Regions from separate parts of the Homo sapiens genome. Here region 2 is linked to region 1. A link is a loop called in an ENCODE intact Hi-C map of the cell type or tissue named here. Cell type or tissue: ascending aorta. All regions are shown on one strand. Links, peaks and the distances in the headings refer to the core of each region. The heading gives the core; the rest is flanking DNA.

Region 1 (9,570 bases), core at 1,571-9,570:
GAGCCAGATCTTCAGTAAACTGACTACTTCTTTTCTCATAAATCTTACTGATTTTAAAAATATTGTATAGCTATTTTCTGATGCCTATTTACTAAAGACAACTTATATATGTCAAATAATCAATGCCTATTTTAACTGAAAATATAAATGACTACAAACCAACATGTGTTTTAAAATGGCTGTATCCCATATCTGTATAAATCTTGCTATCAAGTACAAGAAAAAATTGTATAAACTCATACTCATATAATATATATGAATATATAATATAAAAATAGTATAAACTCATATAGTATAAAACTATAATACTACTTTTTCTTAACTTAGATGTAAACCTTAAAGATAAATTCTTCTGTTTGTTAACACCTTTCAGACTTATGTATATGAAGGAGTAGAAGCCAAAAGGATCTTTAAAAAGGATTGAGCATTATTCTTGGCGCACAGTCCAAAATACAAATTGGACAGAAGATCTATATTGTACCAGAACTATTTATTTCACCCCATCAAGTATAAGGTTACTGATTGATTGGTCCTTTTATAAACATTGGTATATTTCCATTCATGCCAAAGCAAAAGAAGTAAAAGCTAATTAGGATTTAATTTGTTTTATATTCTCTAAGATATATATTTACTAAAAGAATTTGTGACATTTTAAAAAACAAAAATAAATATTGCGTCCATGTTGCTTTATATGTAGCCTTGCCTTTTAAAAGAAAAAGTATGTGAATATGAATTGACAGACTGTTTTCGTAGAGAGAGGGTCTTACTCTTTCACTCAGGCTGGAATGTAGTGGAGAGATCATAGCTCACTGTAACCTCAAACTCCTGGACTCATGCAATCTTCCTGCCTCAGGCTTCTGAGTAGCTAGGACTATGGGTACATTCCACAGTGCCCAGCTAATTTTTGTTTTGTTTTCTTTTTATTTTTTTTAGAGATGGGGTCTTGCTATATTGCCCAGGCTGGTCTTGAACCCCTGGCCTCAAGCAATCCTCCTGCCTCAGCCTCTCAAGTTGTTTTTTTTCTTTACATTTGATAAACTAAAAGCATAGGCTGCATATGAGTCTTTAACATCTTGAACTGGTTGTGAATAATTTTCTGGCACTGGTTGTAAGTAATATCTATTATTATAAAAATAATATATGCTCAACCAGAAAACTTAGAAATAAGAAACACAAATGTAAAATAAGTATTTCCATAACTCATAATCCAGAGATAATTGCCATTCTGATTTTGATAGATATCCTCTCAGCTCTCTTCCCTGGGGGCAGATATTTCCCAATACATACCACTTTGAATAGGATGATAGGAAATAAATGATGTACTACATTAAATTAAATTATTGTATTACATTTTTGTACACATCAGTCATTCCCACGCTTGGCTGAAAATCAGGATCATCTGAGAAACTTAAACAATTTCTGCATTCTTAATCTCCACTGTTATTCTATTATATCAGAATCGCTAATAGAACCAAGAATTCTAGAAAATTTCCTGGTGATTCTGATGCAGCCTGTCCACTAACTTGTCTTTGAGAACAATGGAGATATCAGTTATCAATGTTATTTTTAACCACCCCCTTCTTTTTTGTTGTTGTGGGTTTTTTCACATAAACACATACATTGCCAATTTTCCAGGGCTCAAAAAGTTTCCTTTTATTCATATTTTCACATGACGTAAAATTTTATGTGCTTCACATAATTGTATTTTAGCAGGGTACATATTAGGGGATGGAGAGGGGGTACAATTTTTAAGCATTTGCAGCTGCAACTCTATAGACTTTTGACAAATTCTTTTTCACACTGATGTAGATAACAGCTTAACATTTACATAGTTCTTACTACTTGCCACACACTGTTCTAAGTGGTATATACATATGACATATATATTAAAATGTAGGAAGAAAAATGTTTGAGTACCTGATGAAAATGAATAGAGAGTATGTAATCTTTGAAAGCTGAATACTGCGTGTTCTCACTTATAAGTGGGAGCTAAATAATGTATACACATGGACACACCAGAGTGTAGAATAATAGACACTGGAGACTTGGAAGAGTTGGAGGGTTGGCAGGGGGCGATGATAATTTACTTAATGGGTACAATGTACATTATTCAGGGGGTGATGGTTACAGCCCAGACTTTACCACTATGCAATATATCAATGTAACAAAACTATACTTGTACTCCTTAAATTTATATAAAAATACCTTAAATCTATGTTCATTTTATAATTTCATAAAAATCTTCACATAGGAAATAGTAATTATTTAGATTTTCACATGCTTCTCTTCATAAAAGCTCAATGTATTTTTATCCCTCTAATCTTATGTGTCTACCATATATGAATCAGGAAAAGGCAGGTATTAATCTCAATACAAAAACTGAGAGAGACAAAGGCACAAAGAAGTTTATTAGCTTGTCTAATATTGTACAAAGTCCATGATGAACAGAAGAATTAAATGTAGGTCTTGACTTTCAGCCTAGATCATTATGATCTATGCTATTACTCAGCCTGTTATAAACAAAAATATATTAAGAAAAAAAATGTCCTTAATTCCTCAGTGGCACCCAAGAATAGCACTCTAAATGAGTCAGGTCAGACTGTAAAATAATGGTGTTGAGTGATTAGACACTTATCTATTTCTAGTCTCATTGCAGGCTGACTTTTTTCACCATTTATATCCTTTCTAGAATTAAATTTCCACTATTTATTAGTATTGGAGAACAGCCTATTATTTGTTAAGTGACTTCCATTTCAACAACCGTTTTTCGGGAAAACCAACCTTGTCATTACACCACCCTGCTTGGCCAAAAGAGGGTCCCTGACCCAAGAGCAGCCAATCTACCACAATTTGGCCAGATCATGAGCTCTGTGTAGAAGGAAAAATGACAACTAACTGAACCTGCAAGAACCTCTTTCTAGGGAGTTTGAATTTGAGAAGTACACAGTTAGTAGTTGATAGCAAGGAAAAAGGCTTAAAGAGGACAAATAGAGCAGACAATAAGTAGAAGTCATGAGTACCTGAAACTATGAACAAGCAGTAACCATAGGGTAGATAGCAGAATGTCGGGGCAGTCAGAAGCAGTTGGAGTAGTAGAAGCTGAAATATTTACACATGCAATATGGTATCTGGGATTTGCTTCAAATTGCTTTCTCCCCAATCTAGGGTTGGGGAGGAAGATTGATACAAGTTGGCAATTCTTGCAGCTGTTGCAAAGTGCCTGACACATAATAACATATGATAGGTTCACTGAATAGGAACACAGGAATTCATTATATTCATCTCTGTACTTCTGTATGTATTTGAGATTTTCCATAACAAGAAGTTAAAAATATAGTACTTACATACACATATAACTCCAGAATCCAACCACTTCCCATCACTTCCACTGCTATCACCTTAGTATGAGCCACCATTATCTTTTTCCTGGATTACTGTTACAACTCTCTAAAAAGCCCAAGAACTTCTACCTTCCCTACTCCACCCCTTTAGTCTCTTTTTCTACACAGCAGCCAGAAGGATCCTTTAAAAATCTAAATCTGATCACATCGCTTATCTGCTCAAACTGCTGCAATGGCTTCCATTTTCACTCAGAGGAAAAAGCCAATGTTCTTACAATGACCTGTAAGACCCTATATGATCAGATGCCCTGTTACCTCTCCAACACGTGGTCCTGTTTTTCATGAAATATCTGGGGGAAGAGTGTTTCAAGCAGAGGAAACACCCTGGAGCAAAGACACCAAGGCAGTAGCAAACCTGGTAAATTTGAAGAACATAGCCTGGAAAGAGTCCCCAAATCACCCAGAGCTGACCAAAAACAAGACCAATGTTCAGGAAACACAGGCTGACTCAGCTTTCCTAAAATTTAGGAATGATGTGGTGAAAAAGAATGGGTTTTAGAATCACAGACTTGCCCAAATTCTTGTCTGCCCATTTACTGACTAAAATTCAAGTTCTGATTCTCTATTTTTCTCATTTGAAAAATGGGGAAAATGTAATGATTTTCTGAGCTTGTTGCAATTGAGGTATTATGTATAAAACATCGAGTGTAATGCCTGGCATATACCTGGTACTCAAATGTAACATAAACATGTACCCTTCTCCTCTAGAGAAAATGGGGCAAAGTATATCCTGAGTAGATGGGAAAACTCTTTTCTTAAAATACCTCTCATGGAGTCTGCGTGAGAGAGTGAGCCTTGGCCTGGTAGATGAGAATACTTAGTTCCAGTCCAGTCTGTGACATAACTAGCTGGGGACTTTGGGAGAGTCTCTTCATCTCTTTGGAATGTAGTTTAATCATCTTTAAAATGAGAGGATTGAACTAGATCTCCAAATTTTCTTTCAGTGCTAAGATTCTATGATGTCTGAATGACATTTAGTGATTCCTTCCTTTCTTAAGCAGCCTTTTTGGTGTGGGTCACAGGGGACAGGACATTAGAACAATGGAAGGTAGGATGGGAAGAGGGAAATATTTACATTATAAAGTATGGCTGGTTTCATGGGTGTATGGCTTGTGTGGGCTCAGAGGGCCCTGTGCTTGGTTTAATGCTCTTTTCTTACTGTCCTAAAATTCTCAATACTTTTTGAACAACTTCTGCATTTTCATTTTACACAGGGCCCTGAAAATTATGTGGCTTGTCCTATTTCTATGGATTGACTATTAATAAGTACAAAAGATATTTTCCTATGAGCAACTAGAGAGAATGGTAGCAAGACATCTCTAGGCACCTAAAGAAGGGTGAATGGATGGATGGAAAAGATAGTTGCCTGGGATAAAATGGAAGTGAGATAAGGTTATGTGGTGATGGGGAAGGGAAAAAGGAGGTAGATGGTCACTTCATCATTAAGAAGTGCTTCTTTACCTTTTGCTACTTGCTTTCTCTAAACTATAGTATAAGAATGCCATCTGCTGGCCAAGGATACAGACTCTTTCGGAGGTTTCCAATGCAGTGTCTTTGCCGCATTTCAGTGTCTAGGGAGTGTTCCAGAAAGGTCTGATATACCGTAGTCTACACTTTAAAATGTTAATTATTAAATGCTTCTTCAGTTCCAAACTCCACACTAAACAAAGCTAATACAAAGACTCCTCTTGAACCGATCCACTAAAACTGCTTTCATTTATTGAACAAAAAATAATTTTAAAAAAGCACTATGTGCCAGACAGCAAGTATTTAATGATGAACACTATTGGTAGAGATATTTAGGTGATTAAGAATTTCCTCAAATGGATACAAACTCTCAGGCTCATCTTGGGTCTGAATCGAAATACCAAGAATAGCATCATCATCTTCAGCATTGGATGGTCATCTAGAGTAGGGTTATACTCTCACTCAGTGGGTGCTAATATGCAGGGTGGTGTATATTGCCTTCAGGCCCGATGACCAACCTTCAAGCTATTGTCTGGAACAGATTTTACTGGAGAATTGACTGGAAAAGAAGAGTATGCAAGACAGTGGCAGAAGATGAAAGTTTGAAGCAAATGGTGGAAATCAATAGTCATGGATAAAGCATAGTGTTCCAGAGGGCTTCTCTCATCCATATATATCCTCATTGAAGATTCCATTAGAATGATGGATTGCGAGAAGTCCTCCCTGCCATGTAATCAAGATTTCCAGGAATGAAAGAGGGAGCTTAAACAATTAGTAGTTAGGACTGCTGTGAAATGAAGGAGTAGTAGAACTCTGAAGGAGGACAGGCAAGGAAGTGCTCCCTAAATGTCAGCCCAGTTTCAAAGCCACATCTCTCAGATTACAGGTAGTGTAACTGTTCTTATCAAATGATTCTGGCACACTCACTATATTCACTGGAGAAAACACCTGAAAGTCAAAGAACAGTACTCTTCCTAAACTTGAAAACAAAATGTCTTTTAGGTAAAGGAGTATATGCTCAATGCCTTCACTGGGTTTTAATTTAGAAACTTTTAAACAAGATTTTTTTTAAAAAAAGGATACTGAAGGGCATCATTGTGACACAGAACTTCCTCTCTTTAACATATACTTGGAACAGAGAAACCTCAGTAAAGATGGAGGTTATTTCACAATCCCAGTCCAGACTGAGTGTTTGTCCTGCATGTTCCCATGGCACAAAGTGTTCAACTCCAGCAATACCATTACTCTATATTCAATCTGCTTGCCTGCCTCCTCTAGTTTGTGAGCTATATGAGGGCAAGGATAGGGTCTTATATCTATACCCCACACTGTATCCCTCTAACACATAGCAAATATTAATGATTGTAATTTGGGGCATGCTGGGCAGCCCCAGCCTCAGAAAGCCAGCTTTCCCCATTCTTTCTTAAACCCAGAAGATCTACTGAGGGAATAAGTCCTTGTTGTTCTTTACAAACAGATAAACTTATTCTGAACCAGATCACCCTAGCCATATCTGATTAGGTCAAAAATGGCCACCTGACCCAAGGGCAGTCAATTTCTATACTTGAGAGCAGCCAATGATAGGAGAACTCTGTCCAAGACCAATAATTCTCATTAATTAAAACCAGGTAGGGTCTCTGTTGAGAATTTGACTTCAATACACAGAGAAAGTCATTAGCTAGTAATGATGGGCAAAAGTTAAGATACAGATGGAAAAGCAAACAACAGATGCCATGAGGTAAAAGCAGTCATGATGAGTTCTAGTAAACAAAAACCGGATAGAAGAAAAGAGGGGTGAGATAACATTTTTAGATGTGGAAGTAATGAATTCTTGCTTCTGGTGGATAAAAAGATAACTTGTTCAGTATAGGCTCCTCGTATTCTGAGTAGCCAAGAATACATATTCCTTTAACCAAATATGAACCAAGCACCTACCATGTGCTAAATATGACATGAGTTTTAGTGGTGAACAAGACAAATCTATTTTGTTCCCATGGAACTTTGAATCTGCTTAGCTTAGAATCTAGACATAGAAGACATATTGAATAAGTAAAAATTATTGCGATAAGTATTATAAAGGAGTAACGGTAGGCTTTCATAGAAATATATGCAATCTTGAATTATACTTTCCATTGAACTATTTTTCATAAGATGCTTAATTGTACAGACTTTCTTGAATTATTAAAGGGCCTAACTCACACATCAGACTCCTGTCATCCTTATTTTCATACAAATTGGCTCCTACACACAAGGGGGATATCATAAAATCTAAATAAATGCTTTATTTATAAAACATAGCACTAACTCAGATACAGTTAAATGCAACTCCTTCTACCACTACAAGTTAACATTTATTAATACATGGTGTTTCCAATGTGCCAGGTATTTTTCAAAGTGCTTTATAATACCAATTCATGTTCATCATCACAACAAAGTCTATATAATAAGAACAATTATTATTAGTCTCATTTTACACATGAGAAAACTGAGGCAGAGAGAGGTTATATAACTTGCCCAAGGTCAACAGCCATAAGTCGCTGAACCAGGATTTGGACCCAAGCAGTTGTCCTAGAGTCCAAATTCAATTTTACTTGATGTGGTTATGTAGGTAAATTTTCATTCGAAATATCGTCCATCAAAATATATATTAAGCATGTCTTATATGCAGGCACTATGTGCCAGGTGCTGATCTAGGTGTTACAGCTACAACAAAGAACAAGACAGACAAAAATCCCTGTCATCATGGAAGGGATACAGATAATAAACAAGAGAATGAAGTAAAATATATAGTACATTAGATGATATAAGCGCTATTGAGAAAAATAAAACCAGAAAGAGGGATGTGGAGTGTCAGAGGTGAGATCATGGGTGCAGTTTTAAATAGGGAGTAAGATAGCACTGAATAGGTAACATTTGAGCAACACTTGAAGGGAGTGAGAGAATGAGCCATTCTAAGTATGTTTTAGTCAGAGGCCTGGATTTGGATCCTTGAGCCAGTGACAGTCTTAAAGAGCCTTGGAATTACACTGAGTGTTTCTGGGCTCTGTAATATAGTGAGCCTAGGGCTGGATACAGTAGCTCACACCTGCAATCCCAGCTACTCAGGAGGTTGAGGCAGGAGGATCCCTTGAGCCCAGGAGGTCAAGGCTGCAGTGAGCCATGATCACGCCACTGCACTCCAGGCTGGAAGAGACTGTGTCTCAAAAAAATAAATAAAGAGCCTAATTAGCATAGCCTATGGGGGCTCAAAGTTGCTAGCTAAGGAAGAACAGAGTAATGTAACAAAATAAGCATTATGAAACAAACAATAGACTCCTTCTATGTTTTGAATTGGAATTTCTGAAGGATTATTTTGTGAGGTAACAATACTGAAAACCTTATGAACTCTATTCTTCCCAGTTTCTAGCTGTTATAAAAACAACACATGATTGATATATTTAGTCGGCCTGGGTTACAAATTGATGAAGTCATTCTCACACCAGGGAGAGTAGCCCTGTCTTCCTGTGGGGGTCATTTTACTCATTCCCTTAGGTTCCTAGGGAGTACCCTTAATCCCCAGGCAAGAGTCACTCTATGAAAATAAAGTTGTTTATGAAATTTAGTGTGCCTGGGAATGATGAAGAAACAGAGAGAAACACCACAGCTGCACTATGCCTACATTCTATAACTCTGACCACTAACAAACCATGAGCCTGTATCCCTCTTAAGTTGATTTAGGTTAGCTTTTTGGTGTCATCTTTTACCTCCTATGCCTCATGCTTTTCAAAATCAAGTAACATTTCCCCAACTTTGAGGTACCTGTTGCAATACTCCAAAAGCTTAAATGAACAGAACTGCACCTTTATGTGGCCCATTTGCCAACATAGAAAATAGGGGGAAAATAAACTTTTTCTTTTGAACTCTGAGAATACTCTAAATTTGTCATTTATTTTTTAAGCAGGGAACATCTTTTCAAAAGAAATCCTCATGGAAGCCTAACAATGCCTACACTGTCAACTCTACTTTCTGCACCTAGAAGAGGGTACACTAGCTCATTCTTAATGCAATACTACTTGAGGTTTTCCACTTTAATATTCCTTTCAGGGAGTAAAGAATGGCACAACCTGAAGTTGTCACAAGAAGCGATTATCTGAAGCACCTGGACTTGTTCAATCAGATCTGAGAACAAAGTACTGGACTAGATGGTGTCCTCAAAGTCTTACCATAGGTCCTGGAATATTGGGGTTTAGCTGGCAGCAGAACCTCCTCCTTTCACATCTATCGCTACCTTTTGGCTATCAGCTGGAACATGGGGGCCAAAAGGGCTTAGGTGTCCTCTACCTCACAGACCCAGTGTCTTCTAAGCTTTTCTACTTTAATTTTCTCAGCACTTGAAAAATTCACCTTTTAAGACCTTAAAGAGCCCCACTTAAGACATAAAGGCAAGGGCCAGGTGTGGTGGCTCACACCTGAAATCCCAGTGCTTTGGGAGGCCAGGTGAAAGGATCACATGAGGCCAAGAGTTTGAGACCAGCCTGGGCAACAGTGAGACTCTGTCTCTCCCTCTCTCTATACATAAAAATACATAAAGAGAATTATTTACTTAAGAACTGCTACCCTGACTGCTTCCAGAGAGTCCAACTTAATAAACTACAGGAATTATCTGTAATTTATTCTACAGATTTAGTCCCCTAATGAAGACCAATGTGACTTTTTGTTGTGG
Region 2 (8,000 bases), core at 1-8,000, 180 kb before region 1:
AAAGAAAACATTATTTAATTGATATGCTGTTTTGTGAGAGAACAGGCAAGACAGAACTTTGTCACTTCAGTGCAGTACATTTTTCTGAAAGCTACCCATAAAATCACTTTCATCTCACCTACCTGATGCAAAGCAGGTGAAACCTTAGGAGATGATCCAGTCACTGACTTGATTGAGGGATAAGTGTGATTTAGAAATGGAATGGCCTTGGATGTCTATCAGTGAAGAAAAATGTTCTGTTAGAAGATCTCTCTAAGAGTTTTTTTCCTTCTGAGCTTCCTTTTCAAAATAAAAGTGACAATTGTAGCATTGACTTGAAGTGAGACATGGTTATAGATAAGAGAGTACAAAATGACTCTTTTTCCTGTCAATTGAAATTTAAAGAAAAGTTTTAATTATATAAATAGCAAAGGGCTATTGCCAATACTAGGGTCAAAAATGAATTTGAGGGAACAGTGGGTAAGAAACTTTATGCCTGAATAACATTTAGCAGTATTGTGATTGAAAAATTGCCATATTTTGATGTATAGGACAAGTCAACTGAGATCCAGAGAATCCTGGATGTGAATGCTAAACACTGGCCCTTAACTCACATTCAATGTATTTTCTTCCCATAACATTTAGTATAGTTAATATTTTCTTAGAATTTGAGCCCATTTAAGTGGATTAATATTCTACATGTGTGCCCCTAAAGACACATTTACTCAATATTGGAGAAGTAGATAATGAATTAAGCAACTGGTCTAGGAAAGGAAAATTTGTTTCAAATATGCAGGAATGTTTGGATTTGGGGAGAGTAGAAGGAGAGATTTGCTTGATTTGTTAACTTCTACCTCCAACCCACAAAAAAGATATTTGATCTGAGTTTCTATCACTAATTTGGATAGAAAATTTCTAAGGGACATGGTAATCCAGCATTCTCAAGGACCTTTCGCCAAAATGTGTTTTCCATCTATGTCCCGATTCCCCTAAATTTTGCCTAAAATTCAGTATGTTCCTTAAGTTTTTAAAATTCTGAGTGTGTACAAATATCTTGACATAATGCAGTTTTATTTTTATCATTCTGGTAAAAAAACAAAAAATAGAAGCAAAACACATTGTATTGCCATTATTTTGTATTTGGTAAAGGTTAATCTAGGAAGTTACCAACTGTTTAATGCTATATGTATTGTATACTTGTATTTTCAGGATATTTTATTTTTTTTGCCATACAGATAAAATTTGTAAGGTTGCCCCTTTGTGGCACTGGTGTGTAAAATACACAGACTATCACTAAAATAATAGTTATATATACATACAGGTGTATACTTATGCATGCATACATAAATCCTTAGTATAGAAAAATTGCATAAAGAATAGCAATCTTTAATAAACCTTTTTATTACATTGTGATTTAGCAGTTATGCTAAAATATGTACTTATGCTTTAGTAGTTTGTTTGGTCCCCTCTAGTATGTGTCACTGAGAAATTTTTTAAAGACATGGTAGATCGTGTTTAGAGGCTTTGTATGTGTGTCATTTTAATAAGCAAGAAGATATATTTAGATTAGAAATGGTTTGGTCTGCCTTTGAATATTGTTTATTTTACTTTACTAGTTGAGACATTAAAGGAAGCTGGGCAATGCCTATTTTATTTCTTTGTTGGATATTTTAGTTCATACAAAGCAGAGTACTTCTTTAGGGCTGGTTAATTGGTTCAAATAATTTTTAATTTCCTTTCTAGTATCTTCTCAAGTTGGAAAAATATACATACAGTCCTCCTTCACCTTACTCTGTATTTATATTACCCATAACTAGCAAGAAGTTCTTGTTCTAGATTTTTTGTTTGTTTAGTTATAACAGAGTAACATACCATTTAATTACAATTTTTAGCCAGAAAAGTCCCCACTATTTTACTAACTTGTTAAAAGATATCTATATAATTGCCTGGCCTTATATTTTTCAGTAGATTAGACCGTGCCAATCACAATCCTGGGTGGATTTGTGTAAGTCACTTAACCTCTGTGTGCCTAAACAAGTTGTGCTTTTTTAAAAGGAGTTATGTTTGGGCAAAGCCTTTGTCTTCAAGCAGAATGTCACAGAAGGCAGCTACTTTATAAGCCCCAATGGGCCATGGAGACCACTGTCAGAAATGGGATATTAGTCTAGAGAGAAGGTGATCTATTCCCACATGTCATTTCTAATGTTGAGTTTCCATGACTGAACAAAGAGAATATATTTATTCAGCTTCACTTGCAGATCACTAGTGAATGTGAGATTTAGAGCTCATTGAGTATATTGCTTCAAGGTACAAACCCAGGATGATGATGTTGTCACCACTGTCTCTTAATTTTGAATAATAGTTTCCTTTAATAGGAGTATTAGAGATAAGAAAGTATATGAAAATATACTGGAAATATTGGATTCTTGGAGAAAACTGTTCAGTCACAGATATATTCTTGCCTAGCAGTGAAGTGCCTTTATTTTCAGCATAGCAAATAAATATTAGACCTGTTCCAATTTGATCTACAATTTTTTTCTGTGTTTTTCACCAGATTGTACTCCTAAAACTTAACAGGCCATCACAAGCAATTGTCTTTTGTTTACAAGATTGATTTAATATGAGAGGATACAAAATGTCATCGTTATCCTCTCTTATGAACAACTGTAGTCAAAATAAGGTGGCACAATTTAATTGTTTTGTATCAGAAATACACTGACCCACCTTTTATTGAGTCCTGCCACATGTTAGGTACCGTGCTCTGCTGTGGAGACAGAGCAGTGACCCCAAGGAGCTCACGGTCCCTGAAGGAGGTGCTAGAGAAGAGACTTAGCTTCTGATACTGCCAATTTAATGTGAGAACATGGGGTATACTGCATCATTTCCATTTTCATCAATAACATATGTTTTATGCACCTTCTTTACCTGAAACTTACTAAGAATCTACCAGTAAACAAACATCCTGTCTTTTTGCAAGTATGAATCACTTAACCTGCTGATAGTTGAAGAACACTTTAGGAGTTTTGTATTCTTGTATATAGTTTATTTTTTCCATGTGCTAGCCAGGTAAAGATTACACAGTTCTTCTGGACTGTTAAATTGTGCATGGTTTTGGACCCCTTCTGCTCTACTACAGAGAGTGAAGAAGAAAGTATTAAAGCTCACTTTACCATTCCATATACTTACTAAAAGCCTGTGTAAACATGTCTTAATGAATGTTGTTGAAAGCAATGTAAATAGTTGAAAATATAAATTTATATTACAGTTTAAGAAAACCTTATGAGGCATCACTAGCCACTGTTAATATCTATTTGTATTCTTATACCTTTTCAATATATTTGAACAAATATAGTTTCTGGCACTATTTTTATACTAGGAAAAGGAGTTACTATGTATATTATGCTTAGCTTTTAAGGCATTTTAAATAACCATGAATGTTGATTTCATTACTTTCCTTTCCTCCATCACGAGAGTCATTTCAGATGACTCTTTCATGACAAAATCACTTTAAAGGAACACTTACCTCCGATTCCTGTATAAAGTCATGAGATGGTCAAGGTGGTTTTCCATTGTGCAAATTCTTCACCTGTCAGTGGTTTCCTCATTTTGCCATGCTTTGTAAAAATAAAAAGAATGATCAAGTAGGTATGAATACTGTGTGATTATTAGGGGACTCTGAATTTTAAGGGAGGGGAATTAATAGGGGAGTTTGGATTTTAGGCAGAGAGAATGGGCCCAATACTTTGAGAGACTTTAATCAAGCTAACCTGTGATCCTATTAGCCGAAGAAAAGTAATCCTTTCCTTAGCCTAGACTCTTCTCAATAATAGTCTTCCTTTTATTAATACTCTTTGTTGCCAATTTGGGGGCAATGTTTTCCATCTCCTTCTCACTTCAAGTCAATAATGACTCTTTGGAGGGTGATTATTACCAGCCTGATGCTCCATGAGGAGCTGAGGCTTGGAGCTGAATACTTGGCCAAATGGCATGAGCTGGATTTGAGCCCAGATCTGTCTAGTTGCAAAGCAAGGGGTCTATTCCTTAGTTCTCTTTTTGAATTTAAATTTATAAAGGTCTCAAATCCACTCTTACAAGCCAAATGGGCTATCTGGAAGCATTAGAGACAGGAATTCCCTCACCCAGCAGGTTTGGTTTGTCTGAGTTTTTACAGTTAACATTTCTTAATTTAGTTCATCTGGTAATAGCTAAGAAAATGCCTTCACAGACTCCCACACCACTGTATCTCAGTGCTTCTAGTCTAGAGGTGTGAAATTATGAGTAAATGCAGAATTTCTGATTTCATTATTTTGCCATTAGACAAGCCTTCTTCATGTGGGGCAGAATATCTAGGTTATGTCTAATTCATAAAGCTAAAGGAAGAAGTAAAGTATAAGCTCATGTAGAACAATATTTTAGATTCTCTGACCACTAGAGAGTGCCAGAGTTTTAGTTATATTTAAAGAAGTAATCTTCCTTCCTGACCATAAAGAACTAATAAAACTGTGTGTTTTTTTTTAAGATTTTTAGTGGCTAAATAAAAATAAATGGAAAAAAATCAATAGAGAAAATAAAAGGTAGGGGGGAAAATTGTTTAAGACTTGCTTATTACCTTTTGTACAGTGATCACGTCCTCAAGATTTTCTCCAAACAAACAAAAGTTATCATTTGAAGTCTCTGATACTCAATATTCCATTTGGGTAGACATCTACCCTTCCTATGGAAAAGGGACACATTTGACAACTCTTGAACCTGCTTTGTTGCTCTTAGTTCTGTAGCATTCTTAGCAAACAGGGATTCTTACATTTGATATATGGAAATGTCAGCCTATGATTTTCTATTCTTAAGGCACATAACATTAAATTAGAAGAAATACTTAAAACTTGAAGAAAATATTCTTCACAGTTTTAAGCTGTATTCAGATTATAGCTCAGAAAAACATGTTTCCAGTTCACAAACCATTTGTTCAAAATAAAACCCACAAGTTACAAATAGAATAAAAATCATGATTATTTTAATCAAAAGAAATCTGACTGACTAGCATATGTGATTTCTCTTCCTGGCTTTCCTCATTTTAAGTATGTGTGTTTGTGTGCATGTGCACACACCTGTGCAAAGGTGTGTTTATGGTGGACAAAGGGATTTTAGGCAGTAGCCACAGGAACTGAGTTGGTTCTTTCAGTTATCTAACGGCAATCCCAATTTTAGGATTCCTCTTCCTAAACTGGAATCTCAGGGACAAGCTTGCATAGCTAAAGAAAAAAACACTGAACATGAACTATAATAACAGGGTTTGGGTTTTTTTGTTTTGTTTTGAGACAGGGTCTCACTCTGTTGCCCAGGCAGGGGTACAGTGATGCTTTCTCAGCTCACTGCAACCTATGTCTCCTGGGCTCAAGTGATCTTCCCACCTTAGTCTCCCAAGTAGCTGGGATCACAGGCCCATGCCACCACACCCATTTTTTGTAGAGACAGCATCTCGAACTCCTAGGCTCAAGCCATCCACCCACCTCGGCCTCCCAAAGTGCTGAAATTACAGGCATTGGCCACCATGCCAACCTTCATAATAGTTTCTAACTTTAATATACCTGATACTAACTACCTGCAAAGCTATTTTTCACATTTCCACTTCATATCATTTTTGTCTTACCCAATAGGAGTGTTTTAAGGCTTTATATGACACCAATCAGCATGTAACTGTAAGAAGCAAACTTCCCCCTTTACCACCCAGCTCTGAAAGTCAGGAATTCTCTGGTCTCACTGATCTGCCATGAAACGTGGTCATCAACTCTACCTCAGCTACAACTGCTCTCTATCTGTCTCTCTTTCTCTCTCTCTCTCCAGAAAAGCCTACAGAAATAGCTACTAAAGTTGCTCTACTGAGCCTATGAGAATAAGTAAGTTGGCTGGGTATGGTGGCTCACGCCTTTAGTCCAAACTACTCCGGAGGCTGAGGCAGAAGGGTTGCTTGAGCCCAGGGGTTGAAGGTTACAGTGAGCTAAGATCAAGCCACTGCAGTCTAGCCTAGGTGATAGAGTGGGACGTTTATCGCTAAAAAATAAAATAATTTTAAATAAAGGACAAATAAGTAGATCCAGCGATCCCACTACTGGGTATTTATCCAAAAGAAATAAAATAATGTCAGAGAGATACCTGCATTCCCATGTTTATTGCAGCTATTAACAATAGCCAAGATACGGAATCACCCTAATTGTCCATCAAAGGATGAATGAATAAGGAAAATGTGGTATATATACACAATGGAATACTATTCAGCCATTCAGAAGAATGAAATCCTGTCATTTGTGGCAACATAAATGAACCTGAAGACATTATGTTAAGTGAAATAAGCCAGGCACAAAAAGACAAATACCACGTAATCTCATTAATTTGTGGAATTTTTAAAAACCGATCTCATAGAAGTACACTGTAGATGGTTACCAAAGGCTGGGGTTGGGGGGTCGGGAAGGGGAAGAGATTGGTCAACAGATACAAAATTACAGATACATGGGAGGAATAAGTTCTGGTGTTCTAGTGCACAGTAAGGTGACTATAGTTAACAATATTGTACTTTATATTTCCAAATAACTAGAAGAGAGGATTTTGAATGTTCTCACTGCAAAGAAATGATAAATGTTTGAGATGATGGATTAGACAATTACCCTGATTTGATCATTATGCTATATATATATATATATAATATATATATGGAAATATCACACTGTATCCCATAAATGTGTGCAATTGCTAGGTGTCAATTGCTAGGTGTCAATTAAAAATAAAACCTATAGAAAAGAATCAGTAAATCAGTAACACTCCTTGGAAGATGAGGAGAGGACTGTAACTTTGTTTTCTGGAGCCTCTGCTGCTCTTTTTCTACTCTGGCTCCATCCTCGAGAAACATTCAGTTCTCCCCGGCCCCACCTGAATTACACAGCCTTCCTGAACTACCAGCATCTCTCTGCATTCTTTCTTGTACTTTGAAGGGACTCAACAAATACCTATGGAGTAAAAGAATAGATTCCCATTGTTTCTTACCTGACATAAAATTGAGTTTTTTATAATGAAGAAGGTAATTTTAGTGAAGGGCAATAGAAAAATCAATATAGCATTTTTAAAAGAATCCTCAGTTGAACAAGAGCTGAAATGTAATATGAAAAAACTGACTGAATAATAAAAAAGTTTTTAGAAAAATATATTTCTGTTTCTACTGTGAAAAACATGTTAGTTGCCAGGCTTTCATTAATAAATTGACAACCAGTGTGAAGTTACTCCCAGTGGGAGCTTTTATTGCTAGACACCAACGAAAATTCATAAAGGCGGAAGGCTAAAAATCTATGGAAACAAACAACTTCAAGCCAAGAGGCAGGATTAAAAAAAATAATAATAAGCAAACATGTCAACAGAAGACATGCATTCATTCACAAATAGTTGGTTCTCTACTAAGTGTCAAGCTAGGGTACACTAAATAGGCATGGGCTCACAGAGCTTGCAGTTCAGTGGAGGAAACACACGAGGGCAAACAAGCCATTAGATCTATGCACTGAGGGTAAAGAGTGGAGGGTATTTAATTCAAACTTGAAGCTCACAGCTTCCTTAAGGATGTGACCTCTGGTTTAGTCAAGTGAAAAGGGAAAAGAGCGTTCCAGGCAGAAGAATTAGAATATCTAAAGATCTAAAAGTAGCAGACTAGAGAACTTGAAACATCTACTACTACTTATTTAAATACTTACAAAATTATTATACTTATGAATGATGAGTATTAAAAGTATATTTATAAAGTATAAATATTTCATACTTATGTTTTATAAAATAAAGCAAATATCCTTTGACATAGCTCTTAAGAAAGTAAGGGAAATTCCCAGAGGCCAAAACAAAGACAATTAAATATCCAAGTAGAAAGCATGTAAGCGATGCTATAACAGACCTGGGACAATTTGCAGACCTCTATCATAAAGGGTTTAATGCCCACCCCAGCTGGTGTCAACCTAAAATAAACAGCAGAGAGACTGGCTTCCAGATCA

What was found. Hi-C counts contacts between places; a loop is a spot of excess contacts. Peaks named below come from ENCODE experiments on the same cell type or tissue, not always from the same donor. Only the 100,000 strongest peaks of a DNase experiment are listed, where the experiment ranks them.
Region 2: a loop joins it to region 1, with 7 times the contacts of the local background. A loop is called at or near these places in 38 of 110 quality-filtered maps.

What each region holds. Positions count from the first base shown.
Region 1 is chr4:119,309,895-119,319,464 of GRCh38, reverse strand. It overlaps FABP2 (fatty acid binding protein 2), which reads left to right. Exons shown (of 4, transcript NM_000134.4): 4 at 374-2,215. The coding sequence ends at 424. Among named protein-coding and RNA genes, the nearest start is that of FABP2, 7.5 kb to the left of the region's middle. In ascending aorta, for the core only: a CTCF peak has its summit at 4,911 (motif pointing left); a DNase peak (open chromatin) is centred at 4,934; H3K27ac peaks cover 3,058 bases.
Region 2 is chr4:119,490,026-119,498,025 of GRCh38, reverse strand. PDE5A (phosphodiesterase 5A) reads left to right here. Exons shown (of 21, transcript NM_001083.4): 21 at 1-3,623. It also overlaps the pseudogene SEPTIN7P14. Among named protein-coding and RNA genes, the nearest start is that of LINC01061, 83 kb to the right of the region's middle. RefSeq lists a silencer at 7,399-7,498. In ascending aorta, for the core only: CTCF peaks have their summits at 4,189, 4,397 (motif pointing right) and 7,463; no DNase peak of the experiment used is centred there; H3K27ac peaks cover 473 bases.